Regions from separate parts of the Mus musculus genome. Here region 1 is linked to region 2. Evidence: chromatin loops called from intact Hi-C (ENCODE). Cell type or tissue: left cerebral cortex. All regions are shown on one strand.

The links. A loop is a pair of places that touch in the nucleus more often than their neighbours do. Peaks named below come from ENCODE experiments on the same cell type or tissue, not always from the same donor. Only the 100,000 strongest peaks of a DNase experiment are listed, where the experiment ranks them.
Region 1: it touches region 2 in a loop (2.4-fold over the local background); 2 of 42 quality-filtered maps call a loop at or near these places.

What each region holds. Positions count from the first base shown.
Region 1 is chr11:23,861,173-23,869,172 of GRCm38, reverse strand. It overlaps Papolg (poly(A) polymerase gamma), which reads left to right. Exons shown (of 22, transcript NM_172555.2): 16 at 693-814; 17 at 1,047-1,216; 18 at 1,583-1,671; 19 at 1,755-1,975; 20 at 2,478-2,543; 21 at 2,706-2,762; 22 at 5,117-6,527. The coding sequence ends at 5,215. Among named protein-coding and RNA genes, the nearest start is that of Gm12061, 29 kb to the left of the region's middle. In left cerebral cortex, a CTCF peak has its summit at 3,881 (motif pointing left); a DNase peak (open chromatin) is centred at 2,527.
Region 2 is chr11:23,711,455-23,719,454 of GRCm38, reverse strand. It overlaps Pus10 (pseudouridylate synthase 10), which reads right to left. Exons shown (of 18, transcript NM_028304.3): 11 at 7,130-7,255; 12 at 1,837-1,893; 13 at 803-879; 14 at 651-706. Among named protein-coding and RNA genes, the nearest start is that of Pus10, 49 kb to the right of the region's middle. In left cerebral cortex, no CTCF peak of the experiment used is centred here; no DNase peak of the experiment used is centred here.

The DNA of each region.
Region 1 (8,000 bases), 150 kb before region 2:
TGTCTTCAGTGGACTTAAAATCTAAATGGCTAGACACAAACTACCTTAATTTTGGTAATACAACTGGTCTTTACCTGTTTTGAAAAGCACTAGAACAGAAATCTAGAGCCATATATCTTGGGATGCATCAAGGTTTTCCAGGCTTTGTAAGACAAATCTTCCACCTATACACTTTAGATTTGCAGATGCTGAATTCCCATAATAAAACAGGCTCGGGGTAGAAGGAGAAGTTGAATTGCATTTGGAGTTGTAGAGACAACTTAGAGATTTAGAGTTCTGGCTACTCTCCCGGGAGTCTTTCCCCAGCACACCTGTGTGTGTGTGTGTGTGTGTGTGTGTGTGTGTGTGTGTGTGTGTGTAAGAAAAAAGAAAAAACATTATCTTAGACTCAGACAAGTAATTATGAAGAAAGATTGCCTTTTTGAAAATAGTAAACAAGATTTGGAGGGAAAATAATTGCTACATATTTACTTTGTTAATAAGGGTTGTCTGTAAGAAAACTTTTAGATGATATACACATAGAACCAATCAATTCTTAAATAGTATTATAACACAATGGAAATTTTAGAAATATCTGTTCCCACAAGAGGGTGTGGTTTTAGTGGGGCATAGAGGTTTATATATTTCAGAAAAGGAAAACAGCTTGTGGTTCAGAAAGAAATTTTTTCTTTATCATATTAACATTTTTACAGTGTACAGGCAGGCAAACAATATAAATATGCTGAAGGATGGGATGAAAATTGAAGCAACTCATGTAAAGAAAAAGCAGCTTCATCATTACCTACCAGCAGAGATTCTTCAAAAGAAGAAAAAGGTGAGTGTGTTACTGTAACTCTCCACTATGCTTCCATTCATACCGTTGATCTTGAGACCAAATTTGAATTTTATACCTCTTCTAACCCTGTTTGGAAAGAGGATGTAGACAGTCAGTCTGAAATCTCATTTATCACAAAAATAATATGCTTTTGTGTTCTTCGGAACTGAAGGTAGTCTCTGTATTCTCATTTGTTTTTGAAACTCTAACAGCCTTTTTTCTCTTTTGGCAGAGTCTTTCTGATGTAAGTCGGAGTTCAGGGGGCCTTCAGTCCAAAAGATCATCTCTGGATAGCACTTGTCTGGATAGCTCCAGAGACACTGACAGTGGAACACCTTTTAACTCTCCGGTGTCTGCAAATAAGCCTTCCAACCCAGACAGCCCCACAGGAGAAATAGAAAGGTATGGGCCAGAACTGTCCTTTCAGTCTGTTTACTGAAGGATAATGAGAACTTTCTGTTCCTTTCCTAAAAGACCTGTTCTCATTATTCAGAGATTTTTCTCTTGCTAGCTACTAGTTTCTTGTTTAGGAATGCTTGACAGTTTGTGTAGTGCTGCAGGGGTTGCCCCATGATTAAGAACTTACGGAGTCGTGCTGTATAGATGGATGTACAGATTTTCTGCTTCACCACCTTATCTGACATTTTCTGTTCTTCTTGTGAGTAAGGTTGAAATACTAGAAAGAAGTAATGTTAAAATGTTAAAGGTGAGAGCTTTAAATCCATAAGAGGAAATAAACTAATACTGATAACTTTACATGTTTCCTAGGAGTAGTGCTGAGCCTGTGGCTGTGGTTGTGGAGAAGCTGCCAAGTGTCCCCCCAGCTCAGGGGCTGTCCATTCCAGTCATTGGTGCAAGTAGGTATCTCAGCTCCTGCCACTGCATAGTGACAATCCCACTGCAGAAATACTTGATCACTAAACTTGTTTTTGCTTTTCAGAGGTTGACCCTACAGCAAAAGCTGTATCCTCCCCAGCTGTGTGCACCATTCCTACTGTAGTAGGACGGAATGTTATTCCTAGAATCACAACACCCCACAACCCTGTCCAGGGACAACCACATCTAAATGGGATATCAAATATTACTAAGAATGTTACACCCAAAAGATCCCATTCGCCACCTACAGATGGGACTTCTAAGAGGCTGAAAGACATAGAAAAGGTAACATTATGCCTTCAATGGTGATCACGCCTTTTGTTTTGTTTTGTTTTGTAAGTTAAAATAATAGTAAAGAAACCAACAATTTGTTCTGTTTAAAAGTATTTTAAACCCTTAAGAAACAATAATTGTTCATCTCGATTTAAAATCACTGAGGTCTGAAGTCTGCTTGATTGGTATACATTTCTTGATTTACACAAAAACTAAGTAATTAGTGATGACCATAGTGTTCATACTGTTTTTTCTTTTATGTGATCTTCTCTGCTTCCAGTAGATGGTAATAAAATATATTTTGTTAGAATCTGAATGGATTTAACCAAAAAGATCACTTCAGTTGCAAAAATTAAGGGTAGCAGTTGAACTCAGTCTCAATTTAGTTGTAGTTAATTGAAGTCTTAAATTATTGTAGTTTCTGATGGTAGACTAATAAGCTTCTTGGTTTATATAGATTGTAGTATCTTTCCAGTTACATAATAGCAACTCATTTTTACTGTTTCTATTTTAGTTCATTCGACTTGAGTCAGCATTTAAGGAGTCCCGGGCTGCCGAGGATCGGAAAAGAAAACCAATGGTAAATGAGTTGGCGTTGTCTCAAACATGAGCTTAAAGAGCAGTAGTGTGAGAAATATAGAGGAAGTGTTTCAGTCTTCAGGTATTCAGGGTTCTAAGTAGGAATAAGTTTTGTATACAGAAAGAAAATTTAAACCTGTATTTTTAATTCTTCTGTTTTTAGGATTCGATTGGTGGAGAATCTATGCCTATTCCAACTATTGATACGGCACGCAAAAAGGTAATAGATGATAATATCTCTATGGGTAAAAACAAGTACAAAAAAATGTATTAAGAAACTAAAACTAAATCCAAGTATTTAGAAGACCGAGGCAGGAGGATTGCTTCAAGTTTAAGTCTAGCCTGAGCTACAGAGTTAAAACCCTGTTGAAAAGAAACAAAAACCTAGGATCAGAAAAGGATATGATTATGTCCTTGTTCTGAGAGACAGGCAATGTGGTTCATTAGGACTGCAAATGACAAATAGCTTATAGTTCTCAGTGGGCATTCCTCAAAGTCTAGAAAAGAGAAAATGAGTTAAGAAGACTTGTGACAAAGGATGGACCATCCAGAGACTACCCCACCCGGGGATCCATCCCATAATCAGCCACAAAACGCAGACACTATTGCATATGCCAGCAAGATTTTGGTGAAAGGACCCTGATATAGCTCTCTCTTGTGAGGCTGTGCCAGTGCCTGGCGAATACAGAAGTGGATGCTCACAGTCATCTATTGGATGGAACACAGGGCCCTCAATTGAGGAGCTAGAGAAAGTACCCAAGGAGCTGAAGGGATCTGCAACCCTGTAGGTGGAACAACAGTATGAACTAACCAGTACCCCCAGAGCTTGTGTCTCTAGCTGTATATGTATCAGAAGATGGTCTAGTCGGCCATCAGTGGAAAGAGAGGCCCCTTAGCCTTGCAAACTTTATATATCCCAGTACAGGGGAACACCAGGGCCAAGAAGTGGGAGTGGGTGGGTAGGGGAGCAGGGTGGGGGAGGGTATAGGGGACTTTCGGGATAGCATTTGAAATGTAAAGGAAGAAAATATCTAATAAAAAATTGAAAAAAAAAAGAAAGACTTGTGACTTACTTAGATTTAAATCTGTCATATTTATCTATGAACAGTTGTTTGCTCAGCACAGGAGTTTCTTACTAATGCCAGAGATAGCTGTTGTTATATAAATGGCTTTCAAATTTTAAGTTATTAGAATTCAAATATATTGGGGCTAGAGAGATGGCTCAGAGGTTAAGAGGTTAAGACTGCTCTTCCAGAAGTTCTGAGTCAATTCCCAGCAGCCACATGGTGGCTCACAGCCATCTGTAATGGGACCTGATGCCCTCTCCTGGTGTGTCTGAAGACAGCTACAGTGCATTCATATACATAAAATAAATCTTAAAAAAAAAGAAATCAAATATATTTGTATTTAGAGGAGCCAAATGTAGCACTGTATGCAGAGAATACCTTTAGAATGTGAGCTAAAAAGATTCTAGCATTGAATTTTAAAATTGACTCTGTGAAGCATTACCATTAACTAATAAACAGAATATTATTAGGCATGGAAAGCCAAGGAAGGAACTGTGTACAGAGTATGGGAGCCCTTCTCTGAGACTGTGTTTCACGCCTCCAAAGAGGAAAGCGCACTCCCTTATAATCAGCGTTGGCTTTGTCAGACCTTTTCAAAACACAGTAATATGTTTATGGACAGTTTCAGTTACAAAAGTCACGCTGTAAGACTGTTACAGAAATATTTACGAAATATGATAATCCAAGAAAATATTGGAGTGGATGTTAAAATACAAAACAGTGAATGGCATGACTGTGCTTTAAAGACTTTCAAGTTCGGCCAGGGGGTGATGCATGTTTTTACTCCCAGCATCTGAGTTCCAGACCAGCCAGAAAACATAGAAAGAAACATGTTAAAAACAAAACAAAAACAAAAAACTAGAATGATCAAGTGTGAGTACAGTTGTATATTGTCTGGTTTGCTTATGCTAGATGCATTTTATTGCCCTATTCTATCTTTTGTATGCCTGAACTTTTTACCAATCATTTACTTACTTGTTTATGGTGCTGGGGATTAAACGCAGAACTCCATGCCACACTAGTGGCCTACCACTGACCACATCCTCTGCAAGTTAACTATTGACGAGGTTTATATTGTTTCTATTACACAATCTAAAAGCTGATTGAGGACATAGCTCTCAGGGAGCAGATCTTCCTGTTAGTCCTCAACTTTAATCACCATCACTTGCTCAGTGTCAGTGCCCAGCTGTGAGAAAGAAGGGCTGAGTTGTTTACTCTTTACTCAGTGGAGACTGAGCTAGCCCTCTTCTCCAGCATCCTCCTCACCTTGCTGCTGCTTCTACTCTTCCCTATTGCTCCTCTTCTTAGTTCTGACTGTCTTAAAAAATGCCCAAGAGCAAAATGAATGAATAAGGGAAGAGGAAGGAGATGTCAAGCACACATGAGTGGTAGGAGCCATTATGGTAGGGTGTGTGTGTGTGTGTGCGCGCACGCGCTTTCTCTCTCACTCTCTAGAATTCAAGTGCATGGGCATTTACACACTTTTTTGTCTCTCTCTTTCTCATAGAGACTACCCAGTAAAGAACTCCCAGATTCATCATCTCCAGTTCCAGCAAACAACATCCGTGTCATCAAAAACTCGATCCGCCTGACCCTTAATCGGTAATAGCAGTGCCTCTTCACTTAGGTGAGCATGCGTCATGCAGTGCATCGATGGCAGCCAGTCTTCAAAGTAGAACCAGCTGCCATACAGATAGGTGACAGGGACAGTCGTCAGCCTAATGACCTAGGAGTGGTTTTTGAACTCTCACACTGGAACCCTGAGATGACGTAGCAGTCTCTCACTGGTTGCCGAGTCCACTCTGAGGATACCTGCCAGTAAATGTCACCTACAGTGTTATGGCTTTGCATTTTGAGGTTTTACTGCCTTAACTTTGGATGTTTGTTGTTTCTCTGTTATGGGAACCAGTTCTTGGTCACTTGGACTCTGATAAAAACAAGTCCTGAACTGTTTTGTTTGGTTTTTTTTTTTTTTGTTTTTTGTTTTTAGTGTTATGTTGTAATCATTGTATAGAGCTGAAAAAGTTAAAAAACAAACAAAAAAAAGCCCTTCTCTTGTAATTTTCCAAATGTTTATGTGTTTACTTTAGCATTGAAGCCACTTTGTGAAACCTGAGATTAATGAATGTGAGATATCTTTTCTGCTTCCTTCATTTGTGTAGATATCTATTTTGTTTATTTAAATTATTTTTTCCAAACTGGCACATGAATATTTAAACTATTTTTTGTGCTTTTGTCCAAATGTTGCGTAGTTACCAAGGAGGATTAGTCCAGTGACTGACTACACAAGAGTTGGGCACCATAAATGTTTTGCCTCCCATGGAGGCCTTCAAAATGCATCTTTATTAAAAATCAAACTATAACCAGGATACTGAAAGTCAGTATATGAATGGTGAAATTGTTACATATCTTACTATCTCATGGCATTCTTGTTAGCTGATTGGTATTTTTTACAGAGGAAGAATTCATTCTGCCATCAATGATAAGATCCCTTTAAGTATAGCAGACTTGTATTTTTGAAGTATAAAAGTAACTCAGCATGGTAATTGCTCACCATAACTCCCCACAGTCGCCAACAGTTTCTTCATGGATTAGGCATGCAGAAATAAGCAGTGGATTTTATTGAAACCTCAAGGCATTTCTGAATGACATTGTTACCAACCATTAATTGGCTCAGGACCTTTGTAGTTTTTATTTAACTATATGAGTTGTCTTTTTTTACACTGCTTTTTTCAGTGCATTTCTTAATATTTTTTAAGTTTCATGAATGCATGCTCAGTTTATGAAAAATCCACAACCATGTAATTCTTGTAATCTGTTGACTCCGTGTTTTGTAAATGAAGCCGTATGTATTTTCAGAGTATTTTTGTATGTACTGTAAGATATCATCTTTTCAAAGAGAAACTTTAAAACCTTTACTGTCTGTCTTTAATTTTTTAAATACACCTAATTAATATATTTAAAATGGAACGCGGATGCATAGCCAGGAATGCTGTGCATGCCACCTTCAGCTTTCACTCAGTGCTCATCAGGTGCAGAGGTGGGGGGTGGGGGTAGGGGGATGTACACTGAAGCTAGAGTTAGTGGAGCAATAGCAAACCATTTTCACTTGCAAACCTTTACCACCCATATTAAATTCCTAAGTTTTGATTGTCAGAGTTCTGTATCTTCCCTCTCCTGATCTGTGGGTGTCTGAAAGGCAGGTTATAGTGTTTAATATATACAAAAGAAAAATGGAAAAAATTTGCTGAAAGCAGATGGCAAGAGCTGAAAAAGAAGGGCTGTCCTGCTACCTACATTCTCTATCAAAGGCCACGGGGAGTCTCAGCTTCCTTGGCAAAGCTAAATGTTTGGGATTTGTTCTTCAGATACTCTAGAGTGTGAAGCTGAAGATTATGAGAGGACTGTCACCTGACTGTGAACCTACGAAGATGACTTGGTGTGGGGCCTGACTAAATCTTAGGTCTGAGAAAGAAGCCTATGGCACTATGGTAGCTTTGTTCTTACACCAAGAGTCCATTCACCATGGTTAGTAGTGCAGCACCAGAATCTACAAAGAGGGACTTACTTCATCAGCTAGTCTGGCAGCTGAGGAATTAGATGGGTCTGATATGGTGGGCTATTCAGAAGTGAAAGCTTCCTTCCCTGACTGGTAAGGGAGACTTCGTACATTTCATTACGATTGTAGGGGGTGTCTGGAACGGTTCCAAGTAAGTAAAAAGGTGTGGGATTTAGTTGTGTTTGCTGGCTGTTTTCACGTGCATAGCTGTAGCTAGAAATGTATTCTATAAAACCAAATAACCTGCAGCTCTTAGACAAATGTTCGTTTTCCTAAGGTACTGGACTTTAATCTGCTCATTTTTCAGAGACTGTTCTGGAGACTAACACAGGAAAACATACCCGGAAGCTTCCGCTTTTGAGAATTGAACCAATTTGAGGTAGAGAGTACTTGGTTTAACATCTTATAAAACTGGAAGAATTAATTTTTAAAGTTTACTGATGCTTAAAATAAGTCTAATTTTGTCTGAAGACTGCCATTCAGTTAGTAAAAGGCTTACTAATTTTGCAATTAAGTGAAAATGGACAGTGTCTAACTAACAGGCCAATTTTTTTTTCCACAGCATCCCCCAAAATCTCACCTTGTAACCTTGCTGGCTTAGATCATGCTGGCTTACAGCTTTGGGTGAGCCTCCTTCCTCAGCACCTGGCTTGTCTCTTGGTTTTGAAAGGGGAATTTCTGGCTTGAGGGTCATGAGTACCTGACAATCCTTTGGAATTGTGTATAAGGTTTCGTGCATTTTTCCAGTCAAAGGAAGTTAGCTTTCATCGGTTTCTCAGACTAGTCCATGCCCTCAAAAAGGAGGCTGAGGATTGAAACCATCAAGATTGAA
Region 2 (8,000 bases):
ATACAAATAGTATCTACTACTACTACCCTTTTTGTTTTTTAACGTAAGAGTATTATATAACCCAGGCTGGCCTCAAATTCACTACTTGGCTAAGGATAGCCCTGAATTCAAACCTTCCTGCCTTAACTTAGCAGTTAGTAGAATTACAGGTCTATATTACCACTAGCTACCTCTCTGCTTTGTAAAAAACACTACTACAACCATCTGCATGTGGTCTTTGATTGATACATACTTTCATTTCTATTGCTGATGTGATATCTAGAAGTGGAACAGCTAGGTCATATGATCATTGTATGTTTGAGCTTAGGAGAGACTGTCGAAGTGGCCACACTTTCAACCCTAGCAACACACAAGGCAGTTCCTCTATGTCTTTGCCAGCACTTGATACTTTCATTTTTTGGTGACAGCCATCCTCCTGGGTGTGGCTTGAACTTGCACAGCCCTTGTGCAAGATGCTAGGCATTGTTTCATGTTCATAGACTACTCATACATCCTCCTTTGAGAAAGGTCTACTTAATCATTTTCCCATTTAATTGGGTTGCTAGATTTTTATTTTCCTTAATAACGCTATGTAATTCCCTTACAAACATATGATCTTTGGAAACTTTTGAAAGAATACTTTTTGAACTCTCTAGCACATCCATCCTTACCTGGTGACAAGCTGCAAGTCACGGACTTGGATTTTGTCAGATGATTTATTAATTGTCTGCAGTATCGGAGAAAGAAAAACAATTACCGACTCAGTCCCGCTCAGTCGGAGCTCTGCACAAACACAGGCCTGGCGGAGCCGTGCAGCCCTTACCTGCTGGAGCTCCTTCATTTCTTGTGAGGTGAAATGCACTCGATGAGGATTCAGAAGTTCAACTGCAAAGGGCCTTCCTGGCAGCGCACACCCCGGCAGGAAACAGAAGCGTGATGACAGTTACCACCGGGCAAACGCGGGAGGTGTGAGAAGCAGGCTGAGCTCCAGGACTGAGAGCTTAGTGCAGTGTAGGGGTCTGAGATATACGAGTATGAGAGTAATAGGGCTTCTGGGGGCTGGAGCAAGGAGGCTGCTAAACCCATCCAGGCAGTGTGTAAAAAGGACTGCCTTCCCCAGAGGGCCTCACATAGGCTTGTGCTAATTACAAAACAAGACTTCAATAGCCACTAATTAAGTTGGACACACTGATGGAACTATCATCATAGAGAGCACTGCTCAGACACACCGAGGTGAGATCCATTCTCCCAGCCACTCTTCTAGTGACCCAGAACAACTGTGATCCTGTGAGGAGAAGGAACTGCAAATGTCTAACAGTTCAAAACGATGTCTCATCATCTTTCTTATAACTCAACAAGATAAAATAGGAAAGAAATGAAAGCTGCAACAGTTATTTTTAAATAAAGACAGATATTTTGAAAACTGGTCATCCCTGAGAGAGAGAGAGAGAGAGAGAGAGAGAGAGAGAGAGAGAGAGAGTGAGTGTGTGTATTTCTCTCTAAAGTTTGAGACAGGTTTTCTTTAGGTAGCCCTGACTGTCCTCCAACTAGATCTGCCTGCCTCTGTCTCCCAAGTGCTGGGATTAAAATTGCGCACCTGAGAAGTTCTTAAACGGAGTAACTAATAACTTGGAGGGAAAAAAATTACCTTCTTAAGGCACACACAATCATTACAACTTGCAGGCTTCCAGTAAGGAAGTCTCCAAGGAAATGACTGTTCAGACAAACACAGCAGTTTGCCAAGGCAGCTGCATGATGCACAAAGGTCCCCCATCTGTAGAACCTAGTCTTCCCTTGGCTTTAAGTGGCTGCAGTAAGCAAATGGGTTCTAACCAAGTGGTGCTGATGCCATCTTACCATTTCCTAATGTTCTCACGTCTACGTCTTCTCGTCCCGAGGATGAGAAATTAAAACCTGTAATAGAAAAAGATGAGAATCACAGAAGCTCTGCAATTCTTTATTCCAACCTGTGGTAGAACTCATCCCAGCAATCCATAGGAGGTAACCTCAAGGGCTAATGACCACCTCATCTCTAATCTCAATCTTGGCTAAAATAGACATAGTAATAATAAATACTACTCATCATATGCCACAAGCTGGGGTAAAAATATACACACATCACTTAATTCTTATTATAACTTCATGAAACATTAAATAAATGGACATTAAGCTTTGTAGATTTAGGCAATATTCCCAGTGTCAAACAATCCAATGGCAGAGCTACATATTTCTGATGTCAAAGCCAGAGTTTAGCTAGCATCTGTACCCCATCTCATGGAAAGCCAAAGCTGGGAGGAAGGCCCCACCTCCCTGGCCACTGGCTCTTGGCAAAAACTTTGTCTTTTTTCTTTCAAGTAAGCAACCCAACAAGAGCAATCATGCTGAAATTAAACTCTATGGAAAGAAATTGAGAAAAAGGTCTGACCTTTAAATAGCAAATTAATTATATAACAAACCCACCATGGAGCCATGTTCAAACCAATGCACAATCCAAGATGAACTTATCATCACAGACCAAACACTAAAAATGTCAAACAGGGAAGACAGTTTTACACCTCTACATAACAAAGCTCATAGATACGGATCAAATAGAAGACTTCACCTCCACAGCAGCCATTACTCCAGACACTTTAACCAGTGGTCATGGGTGTTCATTTTCCTTCTGAGGAAGGTGAAGCAGACAGGTCATGCCAAAAGTCACATCAGATTAACAAATGCAGATCTGGTAGTAAGACTGGTGGATCCGGCATACTGACACTTGAACCAATTAACCACCAGGTCATACTGGAACCAACAAGGCAGAAGCAGAAGATTGGATGGAGGACTGAGAGGGGCTGGGAGGCACTGGGAGCCCTGAGCTGTCTCTACACTGATGAACAAACATGGGAGACCATCAGAGTCCAGCCTCACAAAGGCACTGCTGCGTCCCCCCAGGACGTCTGCTGTGGCAATGCACTGTGCTTGATGTCACAGAGACAAAGGTAAACCAGGTGGACTCGTCCACACCCTCAGAGAGTTGCCACTGATGGAAAGTACGATGTGACACAGGGTAGACACAGGGTAGGAAACAAATGTAAGACCATCCCTGCACACACATTCCTACAAGCACAGTTCCATGGTCTTCTCCATGTTCTATTTACTGTTGTATTACATGTGTATATGTCTGTGTGAGATGCTGTGGGTACAGGCATGCGCCACAGTGTTCCTGTGGAAGTCAGAGGACAGAGTTAGCTCTCTCCTTGAACCAAGGGAGCTGTGGACCAGACTCAGACCATCAGTCTCAGCACGCATGCCTGCAGCCACTGAGTCATGCAACCAGCTCCCTTTAGAAAAGGTTTCAAACTTAAAATCTAAGAAAACAGATTGAATCCTAGATAGAACCTGGAAGTCATTTATGGAGAAAACCTCAAGACTGTCTTAAGTGTGTGATGAGGAGCAGCTGGGGGAAAGGCTTTCGTACGAGAGAATACATGCTTAAAATGGACTTTTCTAAACTTGAATTATGCCTTGCCTTGTCTCCTCTAATTCTACATGTGTTTAAGGCATCTCCTCAAAGGAAAGGTCATGTCAAAAGCAAAATGAAGAGCAAGGATTATCACGGCTCACTAAGTGGTAGTCCAGCTATGTGGTGGCTTTCAGACTCAGGCCAGATGGCTGAAGGCTTGAAGACCCCAGGAAGCCAAGACACAGGGCATAGACCACAGGGAATTGGTCCAACAACCATTTTATTCAGCAAATAAGGTAGTAAATGTAGTAATAGGGAAAAACTTCCTCGATTCATTGACTTTGAGAATGTGTCAACACTTAATACTTATTACCTACAGAATTAGCAGGTACATAACAGCATGGGCTAGTTCAAAGCAACTGAGAGACAAGTTTGTCTGCCCTCATTAAAAGACAGATGGCTGTGTATGAAGCAAGGCTGCTCCATCCAACACTGGTTTGTTGCATACACTGTCAAACTCAAGGAAATAACCGTTAAAGCTCATTTTCCCAGAGCCCTCAGATATGAACCACTGATCAGAAGTTACAATTCACCTAGCTGAGAAATAATGGCTGGCAAATGATGGTTATCAATCAGGGATTCTGAACAAGCTTATAACTGCCCACCACTACCACACACACAGGAGTCAGTCAGCATCCAGGTCCAGACAACTGAGCTCGTATCAATTTTTCAGTGAATACACTGAACATACAATTTAGTTTTGTTTATATGTTTGTTTTTGTTTGTTTGATTTTTGAGACAGGGATCGTGTACCCCTGGTTGTCTTGGAACTCGCTATGTAGATTAGACTGGCCTTGAACTCACAGACATCCACCTGTCTCTGCCTCCCAGAGCACTGGGATTAACTGTCACCATCACCCAGCCTGTTTTTGTCTTTTTTTTTTTTTTTGAGGTTTTTGTTGTTTTTGAGACTGGGTCCCACTGGCTGTCCTGGAACCCATAGAGATCAGACTGGCTCTGCTTCCTGAGTGCTGTGCTGAAAGTTATGTGCCACCATGCCTGGCCTGTTTTTTATTTGTTCCTTGAGACAGAGTCTCAGAGACCTCAGACTGGCCTCAAACTCATTATTTAGCAAGGATGACCTTAACCTTCTAGGTCTCCTTGGTCTCTAGGACTCCTAGGACACCTTCCAAGTACCAGGCCTGCACCACCATGTCCAACTGAGAATCAATCCCAGGCACAAGTGAACTATATCCTCAGCCTCACGGCTCTGTCTATGTTCAGTTAGGGTACAGTGTTTTCCCTCTTCAAGTGGAAAATGACCAAAAAAAAAAAAAAAAATTACCTTTATGAAAGCCTGAAAGGGGAGTTTCAAAGCCTCCAGCAACCCTGGAACCCTGAAGAAACTAGGGGTTTCTTTGGGACCTAAGTAGTCCAAACTGAAGATTCCAGAATAGAAAGGAAGCCAGGCAGCCCCCCCCCCCAACAATGTGAGCAAGACTTCTTTACTTTTTTCTTTTTGATGCAATGCCATGAACCAAAGTCAGACCTCAGTGCACACTGAGTGATGCCATCAGCTCAAGCTGAGCTTATTTTCAAGTCTTCATAACCCATATCTTGTGAAAAAATAGCAGTTTATAAATATTAAGTAAAAGTTCATAGCAATGCCACAAAGGTGTTTTCCTAAGTCTTCTAGGTCACTTTTCTCCATTCAGAAATGATGCCTGGCAGCTAGGAAGACAGCTAAGCCACGCTAAGTGCTCCCTGTAGAAGCATGAGGACTCTAGCTCGCAGACCCAGCAGCCATGTTAGCACCAGGAGCCCTAGCTGGAGAGATGGCTTTGTGGTAAGAGCACTTGCTGCTCTGAGCAGGACTTGAGTTTGGTTCCTAGCACCCACATAAGATAGCTCACAAACACCTAGAACTCCAGCTCCAGAAGACCCAATGCTCCTAAACCTGTGGGCACACACCCCACATATATACACATATACATAATTTAAAAAGGCTTTAAAGCAGTGAAGGGTGACAACATGCATCTCTAACCCTGGTGCTTGGTGGGTGCGCTGAACATGAGCAGACCCCTGGAGCTCACTGGCTAGCCTGGCTAGCCACCCTGGTGAGCTCCAGGTTCAGTGCCACTTTGTCTCATAAAGTAAGGTGGAAAGCAACTGTGGAAGAAATCTAGATGTGCTGGCCGATTGTGTGTCAACTTGACACAAGCTAGAGTCACCAGAGAAGATGGAGCCTCAGTTGAGAAAATGTCTCTGTGAGATCCAGCTGTAAGGCATTTTTCTCAATTAGTGATCAATACGGGAGGGCCCAGTCCCCCAACTGTGGGTGATGCCATCCCTGGGCTGGTGGTCCTAGGTTCTGTAAGAAAGCAGGCTGAGTAAACCATGTGAAACAAGCCAGTAAGCAACACCTTCCATGGCCTCTGCATCAGCTCCTGCCTCCAGGTTTCAGCCCAACTTGATTCGTGTCCTGCCTTCCTCTGATGGTGGCCTATGATCCAAATAAACCCTTTCCTCCCTAACTTGCTTTTTGGTCATGGTATTTTCATCACAGCAATAGGAACCCTACCAAGACAACAGCCAACACTGACCACTGGCCTCTACATGCGCATCCATACGCGCACATACAAACAGAAGAAAACAATGTATATAAACCTTTAGAAGGTGTGGGGTACAAGAGAGACGGCTTAGCAGTTAGGAATGTGCACTGCTCTTGCAGAGGACCTAAGTCCAGTTCTCAGCACCTATATGATCAACTCACAGCCCTCTAACTGCAGCTCCAGGGGATCCAGTACCATTTAACACTCAGGTGTAAGTGCCAATACATAAGAGTAAAAATTATAAAAGTAAAAAACAAAAGGGAGCTTACTCATATGACAGACAATAAATCATGAGAGATGTGGTCTAAAGCACCTGTTCCTAACAAGTCAAGGGCTGGATGGGACGGCCACTGCTCCACTAGACCTCCGCCTGACTTTAGAGTATGTTCCTAGGTGTTTCTCAGAGAGAAAGGCAGTGCCTAGCTGATCCATGAGAGGCCCCACTCCAAAGCCTGGCATTGCCTACTGCTTGAAGTTGTTTTTTACAGTTGTTTTTACAACTTTCCTTTTTATCTATTCCTACTATTTAAAATCACAAGACTTGAAGCTGCCTTTGACTTGCAGGCCTGTTGAGACAAGGAAAACATAAGCTTTCCCAGATCTGACTCATCCCACAAACCTGGCTCATTAATACCTAGGAAATGAAAACAAAATGCACTCCATAAAACCTCTGTAAACTGTTGCTCTTGGTCTTTTTCTCCAGTCCTGAACCTTCCTCCCAAGTTACTCTGTAGGTTAAGGCGCTAAGTACTCCTGAACAAGCACTGGACATGAGAGGTGAAACTTCTTCATGTTTCCCCAAAGAAGTTTGCCAAGATTAGCGATTAGTGCATTTGTCTAAAGCAGTCTTGGTTGTTTGGGTTTCCCAGGAGAGAGCAGTCACTGAGAAAGGACAGCTATCCTTGGCTCTGAACTAGAATCCAGCATGGGCTGGAAGCCCTGTGAACATGAACAGTGGCTGTTCAAGGGAAGCCTGGAGACAAGGAGCTCGGGCAGGCATAACTAACCAAATGGAGACATTTTCCTGGAGCCTTCAAGGCATCTTTGTGAGTGACAATGTATTTAACATTAACATGAGCATCTTAATACTTACTCTCTGCTCTGAATACTGCCAGAAGATGATCTGAAATTAATTCTTCCACCGAAGATTCCATTTTCCTTTCTCCATCAATTATCCAAGGAGTTTGTGGTAGATTCCTGGAGTATTTATTATATCTGCCTGCCAAAGAAGTATCAGGTAGTTGAATGGAAGGCTGTGATTAATGTATGAGGATTAAAAAGGGAAGTAACAACTATTTAGTAAGTTTGCTATTCTGAATGCTAGGATATAAAAGGAGGCCCAGGCCTTAACTAAGAAACAGTCTAACTTGGGAAGCCATCACATAAACATGGAGATAATTAAGTAAGATTTAAAGTAACAATAGAATAGTTAGCTTAGAAACAGAGAGACAGTGTATCAAATGACTGAAATAATTTACTAATGTGATTCACTGACTGAAAGAGTTACATGATACTATGAAACATAATGATCATAAAAAGACTGCCTTCCCAGATAACTGGCAATCATTTAAATACCATGGTCACTGTTGATGATGTATTACAGAGAATTAATTTTGTGAAAATTTTAAGAACTTCTAAGTTAAAAAAAAAACAAAACTCCCCAACCTCCTAACAAATTGTGACTCACTGCCTTATGAATAAGCTATAAAAAAAAAAAAAAGCAGCCACCAGAGGCAATCAAAAGTAAAAAAGCAATTTCATTTAAGCTTTTAGCTTTTATTTATTTATTTTTATTTATTTATTTATTTTTGCTTTTAGGTTTTATTATAAAGCAACTATAACTTTTGAAACAAAGCAAAAAACCTGTTTGCTATATACCAATTAGGAAAGTCAATACATTTTCTTTTTCTCTACATAAAGCTAAGTGTTTAGACACAGGCAGGATAGTGAAGTTAGTTTTGTTA